Regions from separate parts of the Homo sapiens genome. Here all the other regions are linked to region 1. The links are chromatin contacts, found by Hi-C or POLR2A ChIA-PET in ENCODE. All regions are on one chromosome and are shown on one strand. The core of a region is the stretch at or near the end of the contact, and the rest is flanking DNA. Distances in the headings are between cores, read along the strand shown. Region 1 has its middle 120 kb from the start of FOXB1. Region 2 has its middle 35 kb from the start of BNIP2. Region 3 overlaps RORA (RAR related orphan receptor A).

What was found. Hi-C counts contacts between places; a loop is a spot of excess contacts on that map. ChIA-PET counts read pairs that join two places held with the same protein, here RNA polymerase II (POLR2A). Pooled maps may share reads with other maps.
Region 2: a map of PC-9 shows a loop between it and region 1 (16-fold over the local background). The contact joins two enhancer-like sites. A Hi-C loop is called at or near these places in 7 of 168 maps with a recorded cell type or tissue (CD8-positive, alpha-beta T cell, GM12878, PC-3 and 4 more), 2 of 37 single-sample maps with no recorded cell type and 14 of 50 pooled maps. POLR2A ChIA-PET finds 5 or more read pairs at or near these places in 1 of 52 experiments (BJ).
Region 3: a loop to region 1 is called in a pooled map, with 4 times the contacts of the local background. The contact joins two enhancer-like sites. A Hi-C loop is called at or near these places in 1 of 37 single-sample maps with no recorded cell type and 6 of 50 pooled maps. POLR2A ChIA-PET finds 5 or more read pairs at or near these places in 1 of 52 experiments (activated CD4-positive, alpha-beta T cell).

What each region holds. Positions count from the first base shown.
Region 1 is chr15:60,125,513-60,130,520 of GRCh38, reverse strand. No RefSeq gene overlaps it. Among named protein-coding and RNA genes, the nearest start is that of FOXB1, 120 kb to the right of the region's middle. RefSeq lists enhancers at 1,388-1,889, 2,453-2,642. Within about 2 kb of position 2,885, at least 30 of the 41 ENCODE cell types and tissues checked have a DNase peak (open chromatin) inside an H3K27ac peak, as active enhancers do.
Region 2 is chr15:59,722,264-59,727,271 of GRCh38, reverse strand. No RefSeq gene overlaps it. Among named protein-coding and RNA genes, the nearest start is that of BNIP2, 35 kb to the right of the region's middle. Within about 2 kb of position 2,516, at least 3 of the 41 ENCODE cell types and tissues checked have a DNase peak (open chromatin) inside an H3K27ac peak, as active enhancers do.
Region 3 is chr15:60,518,485-60,523,492 of GRCh38, reverse strand. All of the region lies in intron 3 of RORA (RAR related orphan receptor A), which reads left to right. All of the region lies in intron 3 of RORA-AS1 (RORA antisense RNA 1), which reads right to left. Among named protein-coding and RNA genes, the nearest start is that of RORA-AS1, 42 kb to the right of the region's middle. Within about 2 kb of position 2,577, at least 5 of the 41 ENCODE cell types and tissues checked have a DNase peak (open chromatin) inside an H3K27ac peak, as active enhancers do.

The DNA of each region.
Region 1 (5,008 bases), core at 1,636-4,135:
ACTGAGACCATGACTCCATTCCTAATTATAAAAAAGTCACTGTTAAAAAATGAGTGTTTCCACTTCCTGTGGGAGTTTTCTTTGCCAAAGAAAAGAACAAATGTGGTAGGCATGGATTCATAATTTGTAAAGGTAGGAAGGTTAGATTTTGAAATCTATTACAGCAGACATGTTTAGTGTAACATATAAAGATCACTACTCAGCGCATTAGGCCTCCAAGTGCTAATGGAGTTTTTCTTCCTAGGGCAGCTAAGAGAAGGGGCCATCGGCAGGCAGCAATGAAAACAAGGCATTCTGCCCAGAGTCGCACAGCCTGCCCCATACTTTATGATCCTCAGTAGGCTTCCATCTGTTTATTTTTATTTAGTTGAGTTTTTCAACAAGAAATATATATTTGTTACAGACAAAAGTAGTAAATACAGATTGATAAAAGTTAAATGAAAATTAGCCATTATGTCACTATGCAGAAAATATTAACAGCCATAAGCATTTTATGGTATAGCTGTATAGAGATATGGATTAAAAAATTAATTCGTGGCCCGGCCTGGTGGCTCACCCCTGTAATCTCAGCACTTTGGGAGGCTGAGGTGGGCAGATCATGAGGTCAGGAGTTCAAGACCAGCCTGGCCAACATGGTGAAACTTCGTCTCTACTAAAAATACAAAAATTAGCTGGGCGTGGTGGCACTCACCTGTAATCCCAGCTACTTGGGAGGCTGAGGCAGGAGAATCACTTGAACCCAGGAGGTGGAAGTTGCAGTAAGCCAAGATTGCACCATTGCATTCCAGTCTGGGTGACAAAAGCAAAACTCCATCTCAAAAAATAGATTAATTAATTAAAAATTAACTTGTGATCTTATTGACCTCACATTGTTGGTAATTAGTCTTTTACGATTGTTGCTTCTTTTAACTTTCAGTGATGATTTACTTTTTAGAGTAAGCCTTAAGCCTTCTAAGAAACCAAGACTCCTCCTGAAAACTCATTTGAGAAGTTACTTATGCTAATAATCCGCAATTCACAACCCTTTTCAGCAGTTTGTTCACCTCAGGGCTTCACAATAGGTCCTTGTTGCAATGCCATGCAAGTAGCTGCTCATGTGGAGGCTTGGGGATGGCTGGGGTTGGGCGGCAGTTTTGCAAATTTGTGCAGAAAAGTGACATTCAGGCTTCCCTTCCTTTCTCTTTGGTTTTTAGAACCAGAAAACTAGCAATGCCCTCAGGCAGAAAAATGACTTCAACTGTAGGTGGTAGAAGTGCAGTATTTTGGAGGAAGGCAAGAAAAAAATCATTTTACCAAAAAAGATACATTTGTAGTTTAATGAAGACGAATCCCAACTCTTAGTGACAGAGGTAGTCATATGCTGGAATTAAGCGTAGGGCTTACCTCTGTGAGCTGCAGGTGTTTCTCCTGTTCATATTTCTAAGGTGGTTTGCAATGCTACTGTGCTGTAAACATGCTTAAATTAGGTGGTTGTACTTCCTGGTTCTACCACGAAATGCTTCCAAAGTCATCCGGTCCTCCCCTATCCTGGGCACCCCCTCAATATTCTGGGACCATTAGGCTTTAACCTTCCAGACAAAGACCCCTCAGAGAGGAGAGCTGGCTATGGAAGGGACTATCCACAAATTCCAAGGACTCACGCGGGTGAAGGATGAGTTTGTTATGGAAATGATACAATTAGTATACCTGTTGGGGACAGAGGTGATTGCTACATTTTTCACACAGTGCCCCACGTTGGCTGATGAAAGCAGAAAAAGAATGCAACATTGATAAGCACATCCAGTATGACATGCTACAGGGAGAGCAGAGTAACAGCCCCTCAGAGGTGACTAACTAGGATTGAACTTTACTTGAAGCTGTCTGTAAGATTTTAAAAAAGAAAAGAAAAAAGATTTGTGTTGGGAAATTTTCTGCTTTCTTAATAATCTTTATCCAAAATTTCTGTTAGGACTTCAATATCTAAACAACTTGTGAAAGGGAATTATGATTCTCTGGTCTTTCCAAAACAAAAAGAACTAAGAGCAGTCCAAGTGAATAATACATTTGTTTACCTATTTATAACTATAGTAACTGACATCTTTTTGGCACTTACCTTGGGCATTTTCTTATTTATTATCTCACTTAACAACAACAGTATGAAATAGGTACTATCGTTTATTTGGTGTTAAGAAGAGGAAACCGGGCCAAAGAAAAGTTTTTCCCAACTCCAGTTTGGTTCCAAGTTCATGTTCTTAACACTGAACTCTACTGATGATCCCGAGTTCCTTTGTTTTGTACTTGTGACATTCCTGCAGGAGCAGTCACTCTTTTGTGACATGAGAAAGATGAGTTTGGGGCTCTGAAGTGCTTCTTAGCAAACCAGAGAAGCTTTGCAGGGCATGCTGCCAGTGAGCCAACTCTTGGGGGCTCATTTTTCTGGGCTCCTCATGCCAGGACAGAATGAAAGATTTCACTTAGATAATTACCTAGGAGGGGAAACCGTGTAAAAAGTCGTGGTGCTCAGAGATGATTAAAAAGCATGATTTAATAGAAGTTGCAGTTTCACTTTCACTCGAGGTTGAGGCATCTTAAAGGAGAGGGAAAAAACCATAGGGCAGAGTCAGGAGAGCGGGTTGGTCCTGTTTCGGTTCAGCTGTCTGGCTTAGGGCAAGCTCTGGGCTTCTCTGAGGCTTCATTTCTTCATGTATTAAATCAGGAGTGAGCCAGATAATCCCCAGCCTGTCTCGGCTTACAGTGTGAGATTTGTCTGTCTCTGCTGTAGCTGGGAAGTTACAGAAAGGGGGCACCCTCTCCTCGTCTTCCGCTGCTCCCTTCCCCCAACCCCTCATATTAGGAAACAACTTTCCAAATGACGTTTTTGAGAGGCCAGGTACAGACAAACTTATCTTTTAGTCTGGAGTGAAGTGCCACAAACCCAACAGCTGTTGTGGTCAGATGGGGTATACAAAAACAAACGTGCGCGCGCGCGCGCGCACACACACACACACACACACACACACACACACACACACACAAACACAGAAAACAAAAAAGGGTAGAGCCCACTGCATGGTCAATACAATTTTTTGGAAAAGATCTCTTGTTCTTAATCCTATTCTGATTTTCCCACTTTTGATAAAGTCGGTGGTCTAGAGAAACAAATCTCTGTTAGGAGAAAAACAGCTGTGTGGGTACACCAGGCAAGCCTAACTGAGCACAGCTGTGGGCTGGGCTGGCCTGGCCAGGGCCACCAGTTCACTTTCTCTGCCCTGGAAGCTGTCCATCCTCCATCAACAATTTGTCACCATGTCAGTTTTAAAATCCCAAGAGAACGACTATGTTGTTTTTATGCTGATCATTTATATTTACCCAGAAGTTTCTTTTAGGTTTAGCTGAAAGCCACCCTTCTCAAAAGTGCCTATAGTTACTCACAATTACTTGTGCAAAAAAAAAAAAAAAAAAAGGTAAAGGGGAAGTGGAGCCTGACAAAGATAATCCAGAAGTAATGTACACTGCTTTAGGAAATCTGTCATCTTCTGGAGGCAGACATGCCTGCCTACTGCCTAGTGTAGTACTTGGCACATACTGGGCACTCAAAAAAAACTATTCATGGAATGAGAGGATGGCTGGATGGATGGATGGATGGATGGATGGATGGATGGATAGACGGACGGATGGATGGACGGATGGATGGATGGATGGACCGACAGACGGACAGATGGATAGATAGATAGATAGATAGATAGATAGATAGACAGATAGATAGATAGATTGATAGGTAGGTAGGTGGATAGATAGATAGATAGATAGATAGATAGATAGACAGACAGACAGACAGACAGACATTCAATAGATGAGGTCACACAGCCCTAGAAGGCTAGGTCCTGTGTTAATAATGGGTAGCCAGCTGGAGGCAAACCTGGGACTGACAGGTCTGCCAATTTCACACACAGGGCTCATTCTACAATCTACTCCCTGCTTTCGTTTTTGTGTTTTTCATGTACAACTTAGTTCCTTAAGCACATGCAACTGTAAACCAATAACCCCTTAATGCTTTCTCATGTTCAAATGTGTGATCACATCTTACAATTTAGGGAGTACCCTGCACTAAGCAGGTTGGGTGCGATGGCTGCAACCACACAGCAGATGCTTCCCCTTCTGTGAGCAAATTTGGAGGTGTGCACAGGGTAAACTAGGCAGGAAGGCAAGAAGAGCTGTCTCTCTCCATCTCTCAAGTAGTCCAATAGCTGGATTCTTCTGGGTCAGTGCAGCGTTAACCAGAAGCCATGCTGCTAGCCCTCTCTGTGGCACCTTCTTAGAATTACTACTCAAATGCGGTGCAAAATGCTGTAACTGAGGGCTGTCAGCTTCTCCTAGATTGTTTAGAATGTGTTGTTTTCTCTTTTATTGATACATAATATTTTACATGTGTGTGGGGTACATGTGTTTGTTACATGCATAGAATGTGTAATGATCAAGCCAGGATATCTGGGTTATCCATCACCCTCAGTGTTTATCATTATTTTTGTGTTGGTATCATTTCAAGTTCTCTCATCTAGTTACTTTGAAATGTACCTAATATTCTTGCTAAGTGTAGTCACCCTAGTCTGCTATCAAACATTAAAGCTTATTTCTTCTAACTATTTTGTACCTATAACCAACCTCTCTCTGTCTCTCTTTTTTTTTTGAGACAGAGTCTCACTCTGTCACCCAGGCTGGCGGGCAGTGCCGTGATCTCAGTTCACTGCATCCTCCACCTCCCGTGTTCAAGCGATTCTCCTACCTCAGCTCCCTGAGTAGTTGGGACTACAGGCACACGCCACCACGCCTGGCTAATTTTTGTATTTTTTAGGAGAGACAGGGTTTCACTATGTTGGTCAGGCTGGTCTCAAACTCCTGACCTCAAATGATCCACACAGCTCGGCCTCCCGTAGTTCTGGGATTACCAACCAACCTCTCTTCATCTCCCTCCCCAGCATCCACACTTCCCCATTTCTGTCTTCTGAGATTTTTCATCAGCACAGAGCTA
Region 2 (5,008 bases), core at 1,267-3,766, 400 kb after region 1:
GAAGAAGTTGTAAAAGTTCTCTGTACTTGGCCAAAGAGTTTCAACATGATCCTGCATGCAGGAGGTTGACAAGCATTCACTTGCAGTTTTCAAAGGTAACTTTACAGATGTAGAGTCAGGATGTAGACTTCACTGTAGCCATTAAGGGAACTGAAGAACACTATGGTAAAACCTATTTTTTTTTCAATGAGTAAATTGTGCCAAATACTGTTCTAAGTGCTTTCCACACATTGATGCATTGAATCCTCACAACAGCCCTCTGAGGTAGGTTCTCCCCATTTTACAGGCAAGGGAACTGAGACACAGAGAGGTTAAGTAATGTGTCTGAGATCATACAGTGGTAGGGGCAGGATAGAACCCCAAGCAGTTTGGCTTCAGTGTTTGTGTTCAGAATCATTCTGCCAAGTTTCTTCTCCTGGGCACTGGTCCCCATATGTGCTCACGGTAATTCCTCTGTAAATGCTGCTGCTCTCTCATCTCTCAATAATGGGGCTGCCTTTTTAGCGCCATCCCATCATCTGTCTTCCTTGACCTGCTGGAGGTCAAATAAGAGAACAAGGAGCACTCACTTTTCCTTTATTCTCCTTAATGGGCATTCACCTTCCATTTACAGTGCATGAAATGGTGCCAACAAAACAGAGCCTAGGGCTTTAGGGAAGACATTTTAATATACATGCTTTGATATTTATAGATAGTTTTTGGTCAGTGAATGTTACTTTATTCTGTGAGCTACCCTTTCAAAGAAACCCAAGTAGCTGGGATTACAGGAATGAGCCGCCACGCCTGGCTAATTTTTGCATTTTTAGTAGAGACAGGGTTTCTCCATGTTGGCCAGGCTGCTCTCGAACTCCCGACCTCAGGTGATCCACCCTCCTCGGCCTCCCAAAGTGCTGGGATTACAGGCATGAGCCACCGTGCCCGGCCTTAAATACATTTTTTAAATATAATATTCAAATCCAAAATACAGTGATTTGTGCATATTCTTTTTTGTTTCCAGGGAAATAAAGTCTGGAATAGGCAGATAGCCCTCTTCAAATAAAAAAAGTTCAGGGGGTCCAGGAGGGATGAAGCTGGAATCCAGCCTCAGCTCCAACTATTAGAGAACACTTTTGATATGAGTCTGTAAAGTTAATTCAGATGGTTTGCCAAAGCCACCAGTCTTAATTAATGACTTACTGTAACCTCCAGTTTTATTAGGTGTATATTTCTAGTATATTGGCATGTATATTAACACTGGCCTGTGAATAAACTGACAGTTCTTAAATGATATGAGATAAACTTATTTTCTTATGAGGAATTCACTTTTGCCTTGAACTTATAGTAAAATGATTATTAGTTCAGTAAATTATGACTTCAATATGTTTTGATCCCTTTGCAATAGAAAGACTGTCCAGATTTCATTTCTTGATGAAACGATGCTTTGGGTAAGTCTTTTTAGTTATTCTCATGCTCTAGCAAGTAGTACTCTTAGCTTTATAGCCATAAACTTTCCAAGTGGAAAAACATTCACTAAGGGTCTGCTAGTTTTATTTTTTTAGTAATATCCCACCCTGGTTTAATAACATTCCACAATATTCCTAATATTTTAAAGGATGTATTAAATGTACGTATACACACACATACATCACGTGAAAATTGATTACAATCTTCTTTAACTGGTAATAAAATGCATATAGTACATTTACATTGAGATAAGATATTAATAAAATAAACAATGTGGGTCTTACAGCAACAAAAAGTACCTGGAGAGTCCACTGTCCAATTTGAAACAATTTGCATCATTCCCCAAAAAGGGGGCACCAGGTGTGGTACGATTTTTATCTGTGTATTTCACAGGCAAGGTCTGGTTGAGATGTGGTGGTAGAAGTAAAAAGTATTCAGTTACTGCTCAATTACCAAATGTCCTAGCCATTTTGTCTCCCAAATCCTTGCCTTTTTGAAAGTAAACTTTGAAATTAATATGTCACTCAAAGTCACCGTGAGGATAACATAAGAAGCTAACATCTTTCATCTGAAGTGAACCCAGACAGTCTGATCCAGGCTACAGTAAGTAAGAAGCCAACTTCTTAGGGCTTACATTGTATTTAAAGGTTATTCTCAAGCGTAGTTAAAGACTGTGGTTTTCCCATAGAGCTGATAAAGGGTAGTTGGTATTTATTTCCTCGTTGAAGTGGCGCCACCATGTGGCATTAGCGTCACACAGTTTACAATTCACTCAACCAGGTGACTTCAAAATTAGGAGATTTTTTACTTTTTTTCATTTGGAAACATTTGTATCATTTTAAATTTTGTGCATAAAGAGTGATTCAAGGCTGGGCATGGTGGCTCATGCCTGTAATCCCAGCACTTTGGGAAGCCGAAGCAAGTGGATCACCTGAGGTCAGGAGTTTGAGACCAGCCTGGCGAACATGGTGAAACCCCATCTCTACTAAAAATATAATATTTAGCTGGGCATGGTGCCACGTGCCTGTAATCCCAGCTACGTGGGAGGCTGAAACAGGAGAATTGCTTGAACCCGGGAGGCGGACGTCGCAGTGAGCCAAGATTGCGCCACTGCACTCCAGCCTGGGTGACACAGCTAGACTCTGTCTCAAAAAAAGAGTGATTCAATTTATACATGTTTATTATGTGATTTCAAATTACCATATTCAAGTTCACATAAAATATGAATGGGTTGTGTTTTTGTATAGCAGTATACATAGTGCTTAAGAGAATGCACTTTGGAGCCAGTTAGCATAAATTCAAATTCCAGCTCTGCTACTTACTCTGTGTATAATATTGAGCAAATACTCTGTGTATAATATTGAGCAAAGTACCCAACCCTTCCAAGTCTCAGTTTTCTTATCCGAGGCGGGGGGATCACCTGAGGTCAGGAGTTTGAGACCAGCATGGCCAACATGGCAAAACCCTGTCTCTACTAAAAATACAAAAATTAGCTGGGTGTGGTAACAGATACCTGTAATTCCAGCTACTTCGGAGGCTGAGGCAGGAGAATCACTTGAACGCGGGAGGTGGAGGTTGCGGTGAGCAGAGATGGCACCACTGCACTCCAGCCTGGGTGACAAGAGTGAAACTCCGTCTCAAAATATAAATAAAGAGAGAGAGAGAGAAGTATCTGGCACCTCCCCTCTCCCTTGCTTCTGCTCTGGCCATGTGAAGTGCCTTCTCCCGCTTTGCCTTCTGCCATGAGTTAAATCTCCCTGAGGCCTCCCCAGAAGCTAAGCAGACGCTGGTGCCATGCTTTCTGTACAGCATGCAGAACTTTGAGTCAATTAAACCTCTTCTCTTTATAAATTAGCTAGGCTCAGACATTTAGCAATGCAAGAACAGCCTAACACAAAGGCAGAAACCTCATGACCTCAGCACCTCCCAGAAGGCACCTCCCAACACTGTTGCATCAGGGATTAAGTTTCCAACACATGAATTTGAGGGGACACATTCAGACTATGGCACTGTGTATATGAAACCACAACATTTTGTATTAATTAAATCACATCTTAGAGAAAAAATTACAAGTACATTTGCATAGAAGAAAATAGGAAGGTATACTATAACACATTGGGAACAGTTAGCTCTCATGGATGACTTTTATTTCCTTTTTGCTTAACTCTATTTTCTCCAAATTCCGTAACCAATATATATCACTTTTGGAATGGGGGGAGAAAAACCAAAGACAAATTTTATTCTAAAAAAAGAGAATTATCTCCTGAATGTGAATAAAGTACTTAAAAGCTCACTATTTAGCAACTGAAAACCATATTCGGTAAGACTGCAATTCATGACAGACCTTCCTACCCTTATTGCTATTGGCTGAAATTCCTGAAAATATAATTTTGCTCATTTTTAAAAAACAAATACCCCTGTAATCCCAGCACTTTGGGAGGCCGAAGCAGGTGTATCACCTGAGGTCAGGAGTTTGAAAACAGCCTGACCAACATGGTGAAACCCTGTCTACTAAAAATACAAAAAATTAGCTGGGCATGGTGGCGCATGCCTGTAATCTCAGCTACTCTGGAGGCTGAGGTGGCAAGAGAATTGCTTGAACCTGGGAGGAGAAGGTTGCAGTGAGCCGAGATCGCGCCAATACACTCTAGCCTGGGCAACAAGAGTGAAACTCCATCTCAAATAAAGAAAAAAAACAATATCCAAAATAGCACTTTAGTGTATTGAGAATTTCTCCTGCTAATAATTAATACTGTGGGCTTTTGGGGTTCTAAATTACTCTGAGGAAAATCTGAAATACAGAAAAACCCATTTTTTAAAATGTCAAGGTTCTTACGATGTCTGACTTTATTTCCATTTCAAGTGCACTTGGGCCTCCAAAACTGAATTTCTTAACTTTTCTGACTCTGGAAACATTTCCAAGGAGTACTTGCAAGAAGCCCGCTTCAAACTGGAATCCTTCCGCTTGGATATAATCATGCAAACAGCCGAGAGAATTTATTTAACCTTCAGCCAACTGCTCACCCAACTTGAAATTATTGATAGCCCATCAGCAATGATCAAGATGGAGAGGCTAAATGAAGAGGTGCTTTTTTTTACAAGAGAACCGTTGAGCTGGTAACAGGACTTGAAATGCCGTGTCAGCTCAGCTCGCATGGTCAGGGAGCTCAGCTGCTGGAAGGAAATAAAACTGTTCAGTTAAGGCCGCCCTCCAATCAGTCACAGGGGTAATGGTGTTTGGCTTCAGTCAGGTTGTATGTCAGCAAATATACATCTCTTAGACAGCCCCTAAGAGTGCCTTAAGATCATGCTTATTGTTTTATATAGATAGGGGTCGGGAGCTGATAAATGGTGGTCATAGGCCACCGAAATAAATTTTACCATGTTCAGCAGGTAAACTTAATCTCAATACTGGAGAATGAGAGAGCCATTTTGATAGAATATTCATTCCATTGACAGTGATGGGACATTTTTCCTCTGTTAATGTCCTGTGCAGATCATATGAAAGTAGATATCCTCTTCTCCCCATGCCCCAGCCCCCACTGTATGAGGCCCACGTGCAGGA
Region 3 (5,008 bases), core at 1,328-3,827, 390 kb before region 1:
TATCTGTATGTAGATAACTTTGGTATCTATCTCATTGATATAATTTCACATAATTTTCAAACAATAATAAAATATACAATATTCTTTATTTTAAATTTCATATAGACAAATGATTCTCACTGAATGCTCTCATGATTTTTGCTGAACTCCTACATCTATCTGCATGGTTACAACTGAGGAAAGACTAGTTCCAACATGAATGTTGGTTGATATTTTGTTTACATTAATGACTAAGAAGGGAGTGAAACAACGAAGACATTTTGGAACTTCATTCATTCGCCAACAATGACATGAACCACTTCCTTGCTGACTCAGTTAATAGTTTTCAAATACCAGAAGAACATTTCTTCCACTTTTTATGTTATTCACAATGGGAGCACTGGATATGATGTACTGTTAAGTTTAATCTGCATTATTATAATTTTCATCAGTTTTTTTTTTTGTGTTTTTTTTTTGAGGCAGAGTCTCGCCCTGTTGCCCAGGCTGGAGTGCAGTGGTGTGATCTCGGCTCACTGCAACCTCCGCCTCCTGGGTAGCTAGGATTACAGGCACCTGTCACCAAGCTTGGCTAATTTTTGTGTTTTTAGTAGAGACAGGGTTTCACCATGTTGGTCAGGCTGGTCTCGAACTCCTGACCTCGTGATCTGCCCACCTCGGCCTCCCAAAGCGCTGGGATTACAGGTGTGAGCCACCACACCTGGTCTTTTTTTTTTTTTTTTTTTAAGACACAGGGTCTCACTCTGTTGTCCAGGCTGGAATGCAGTGGTACAATCATAGCTCACTGCACCCTCAAACTCCTGGCTCCAACAATCTTCCCACCTCACCTTCCCAAGTAGCTGGGACTACAAGCACATGCCACTACACCTGGCTAATTGTTTTATTTCCTGTAGAGACAGGGTCTATGTTGCCCAGGCTGGTCTCGAACACCTGGCCTCAAGTGATCCTCCTGCCTCAGCCTCTCAAAGTATTGGGATTACAGGCATGAGCCACTGCATTGGGCCATCACCTTCCTGCCTCAGCCTCTCAAAGTATTGGGATTACAGGCATGAGCCACTGCATTGGGCCATCACTTTTTAAATCTAGACAATAAAGCAAAATAATAAATCAAACCCTGATCTGTAACATTTGCCAATTTCTGTGGTGTAAATAATCCCACCAATGGCCATTTTCAAGCCACCCGACCCGCTCTTTCACAGAATACAGAGTAGGGAAGGGATGCACAGCATGGTATAGTATTTCCACCTTCAGATATAAGGATAATTGATGTAGACAACCTGAAGAACATTGATAACAGTAAAATAATCATTAAAAAGTAGTTAATTTTTTATGTCAGGAATGCATCAGTTAATGTGTAATAACAGATTTAATAACTAGCCTTAATAACAAAATTCCTGACATTTTAGCACTCAGCTCTTGCAACCTGGTATGAGCCTTCTCCTAAACACCATGGCCTCTGTCCCAGTTTGCCAAGCGCCCATCTAATGGGATCAGTGAAAAATTCATAGTATACAGTCATTTTTTTTAAAGAAAAAGTATTAGGGAATAGAATTTCCAGAGAAGGTAAGACACGTATCAGAAATAAAAGCACAAGGCGTTTTGAAAAGCTAGGTGAAATAAGGGAGGAACACTGGAGAGATGTCTTTGAGACAGTAGGAATTGAAACAAAAGGTGGATATGTAGGGACTCTGTGTCAGGAAATCGAGAATGTGTGACATTGTTTTGTTTGTCCCACAATGAAGAAGATACATATAAGTAAGAGGGCACTGGACTTAAAATCAGGACAAGAGATTGAGTCCCAGCCATGGGACCTTGGACAAGTCATTTAACATTCTAAACTTCATTTTTGTTTTTGGCAAATCAGAAAACTCGAATCAATCTCTGGTTCTTAACAAAAGGAAGTCAAAGTCTTCGGGGAGCTTTTAAAAAATATTTACTATAAAAATGACAATTGTGGCCAGGTACGGTGGCTCACGCCTGTAAATCCGAGCACTTTGGGAGGCCGAGGCAGGCGAATCACGGGGTCAAGAGATCTAGACCATGCTAGCCAACATGGTGAAACCCTGTCTCTACTAAAAATACAAAAATTAGCTCGGTGTGGTGGTGCACGCCTGTAGTCCCAGCTACTCGGGAGGCTGAGGCAGGAGAATCACTTGAACCCAGGAGGCAGAGGTTGCAGTGACCCGAGGTAATGCCACTGCACTCCAGCCTGGTGACGGACCAAGACTCCGTCTCAAAAAAAAAAAAATGACAATTTTTTTCTTTTTTGACTTATAAAAATGGGAATTTCTCATTGTTCAAACTACTATGTATGCCTGGACGACATCGCCAAAAGTTTCTGGTTTGATATATAGTTCTGGTTTGATATATCTAAGGTGTATCTTTTAAAAGCTCTGTGGGTGTTTCTGATGCATCACCTATATGTCAACTGCTGTACCTGATAATCTCTCAAAGTCTTTCAGCACCAAAGGCCTGTTTGTTTTATTCTAATTTTCTATTTGCAATAGCTGCATGGTAATCTGCTGCCACTAGGTGGTGGTAGTGCGCCACAGTCACACTAAACGTATACTACCTGAAATGTATCATGGTGGCTCTCTGGCTCAAGCTCACCATGTTTGTAAATGAACATCTCCATGTATTTTAACATCCATAAAAAGTGAACTTTTATGACAGCCAAGTAATTTGTTAGCTTATCTTTTAGAAATAACAAAATTGCCAAATTATGTACTTGATACCTTTCCCAGCTCACAACTTCAGCACTTTTTTTTTACGCCTCCTCAGTTCCACCCAAAACTCCATGCCCTAGTTTTGTGCTTCCCCTGCTCTCTGTATGACCTCCAATCCCTGGAATTCATCTCTCAGCTCACTCACTTCCTAATCCTTTTGCAGGATTTCTCCCCAATCAGACAAAATCTATCTCTGTACTTAGAAACACACTACTTCTACCTTGAGGTAGGAAGGTACCTACCACACTTTCTACTTTTCTTCTTCCTCTTTCTAATCCTTCTTCCTCTTATGTGTTATTTAACTCTTAGTATCTTATCTGTTTAATTTTCCAAACCCTTAATCCTCTGAGAACCCCGCCCCCCAAGGAATACTGAAAAGAAGAGGTTTTTAAAAAGAAAAAGAAGCAACCCAAACCCTCATTCTTCCTGAAATGCAAAGTTCAGTATTCGTCTGAGTCATGGAGGTTTACTCACCCTGTTTCTCCCTTCTCAGCTCTCACCTTATAACCCCACTTCACCTCTCGCATCTGATATTTGATAGTTCTCCTTGTGGGTATGACTCTGTTGACTTAATCCAAAAGAAAGATCGCCTTTCTGGTTCTTAGCTATGCCACTCCCAGAACTTTTCAGCAGGCATTTGTTCAGCTGACTTAGTTGAGGTATAAATGATGCTGTAGAGAATAAGGTGTGTCTGCTTGCGTGCCTGCTTTCCCCAAATCCTCAAAACTGAGACTTCCAAATAAGGGTAATCCTCTTCCAAGCAGATAGTGTGGAAGCTGGACATTGGTTCGAGCCACAGTGCCACTGCTCAAAGAACATACGGAATGCTTCATGAGTTTGCCTTGCAACTTATGGCATAATTACACAGACATCTTTAATGATAGTTATTCTGTGCCCTTGCAGTAAGTTTCATTGTTTGTTTGTTTGTTTGTTTGTTTGTTTAAATGAGCTAGAGTGATTTAGAAATAAGGTGAAGCAAATGGGGCAGAATACTTCTGGTCAGAAATGAGGAAAAATGATGGACTCATGAGACTGATTTTCTTATGTGACTCCTAATCCAGATCAGGAGGCAACTCCAGAGAGAGATTTTTGTAAAATGTCTGGGCGGTAGGAAGCTGGGTCAGCTAAAGGTGCTAAAGTGAGGGAAAACACTAATTTCAGAGTAGATTGCTCTTGCTACTTTATTCTGCATAACTTGTTTTTTACACTGCCTAATTTAATGGTTGCCCCATATGAGAACAACTAAGGAGGAATTCTTTTGACACACAAGAGAAGCAGAAAAACAAAACAAGATGACAGTGTAAGTTCTGGAGTTAAACTATGTGAAGTCATATCCTGGCTTTACCCCATGCTACAGCGAGGACTCTGAGCAAGTCACTACACCTCTCTAAGCCTCTGTTTTTTCAGCCTTAAAACCAGGGGAATGATAGGATTTGCCCAATATTGCCCTTGTCACAAGTGAATGACACAATCCACATAAAGCATAGAGTGCCTAGTATGAAGTCAGTGCTGTTTTAATGGTATTTGGGATTTGTTTTAATCAGGTACCATAAGACACACAGATCTGGAAATGACTGTCATGAAGGAAGAAGTTTGTTACACAGTAGTCCCCCCTTAGCCTCATGGGGATGCCTGAAACTGCGAACCTTTTAGATACTGTTTTCTCCCATACATCCAGACCTGTGATAAAGTTGAACTTATAAATTAGGCACAATGAGAGATTAACAACAATAATAATAATACAGAACAATTATTAAAATATACTGTAATAAAAGTTATGTGAATGTGGTCTCTCTTTGCTTCCCTTCTCTCTCTCAAAATATCTTAATATTCTTTTACTGCAGTTGACGCAAGTAACTGAAACGAGGAAAGCAAAACGACGATTAAGGAGGGAGTGCTGGACTCACAAATCCCTAGAGACAGGGCCCATGCCACACCATACAGGGGACACATGGGGAAGCGCCAGGGTCAGTGAAGGGGAGAGGGATGTGGGGAAACACTGCCAAGAGCCTCCATGGTGTTTTCCACAGGAAGGAAGGTGCAGCAGGATGAGCAGGATTAGGATAAGTAGCTAGTCTGAATCATTACAGACGGCGCTAGGAGGTAGGGGCTGTCCCTAATTGTCTTGTACCTAGCCCTAGGGTGACCAGGGCAGGGGAATCATGGCGAGAAGCGTAAGGGCCTGATGAAGAAGGTGTGCTGGGTGTGGGCTCTAGCCCACTTGGTTTTGTGTGAGAGGTGGCTGACAGCAGGTTGTTTGCTGTATGTAGGAGTTATCCAGCCCT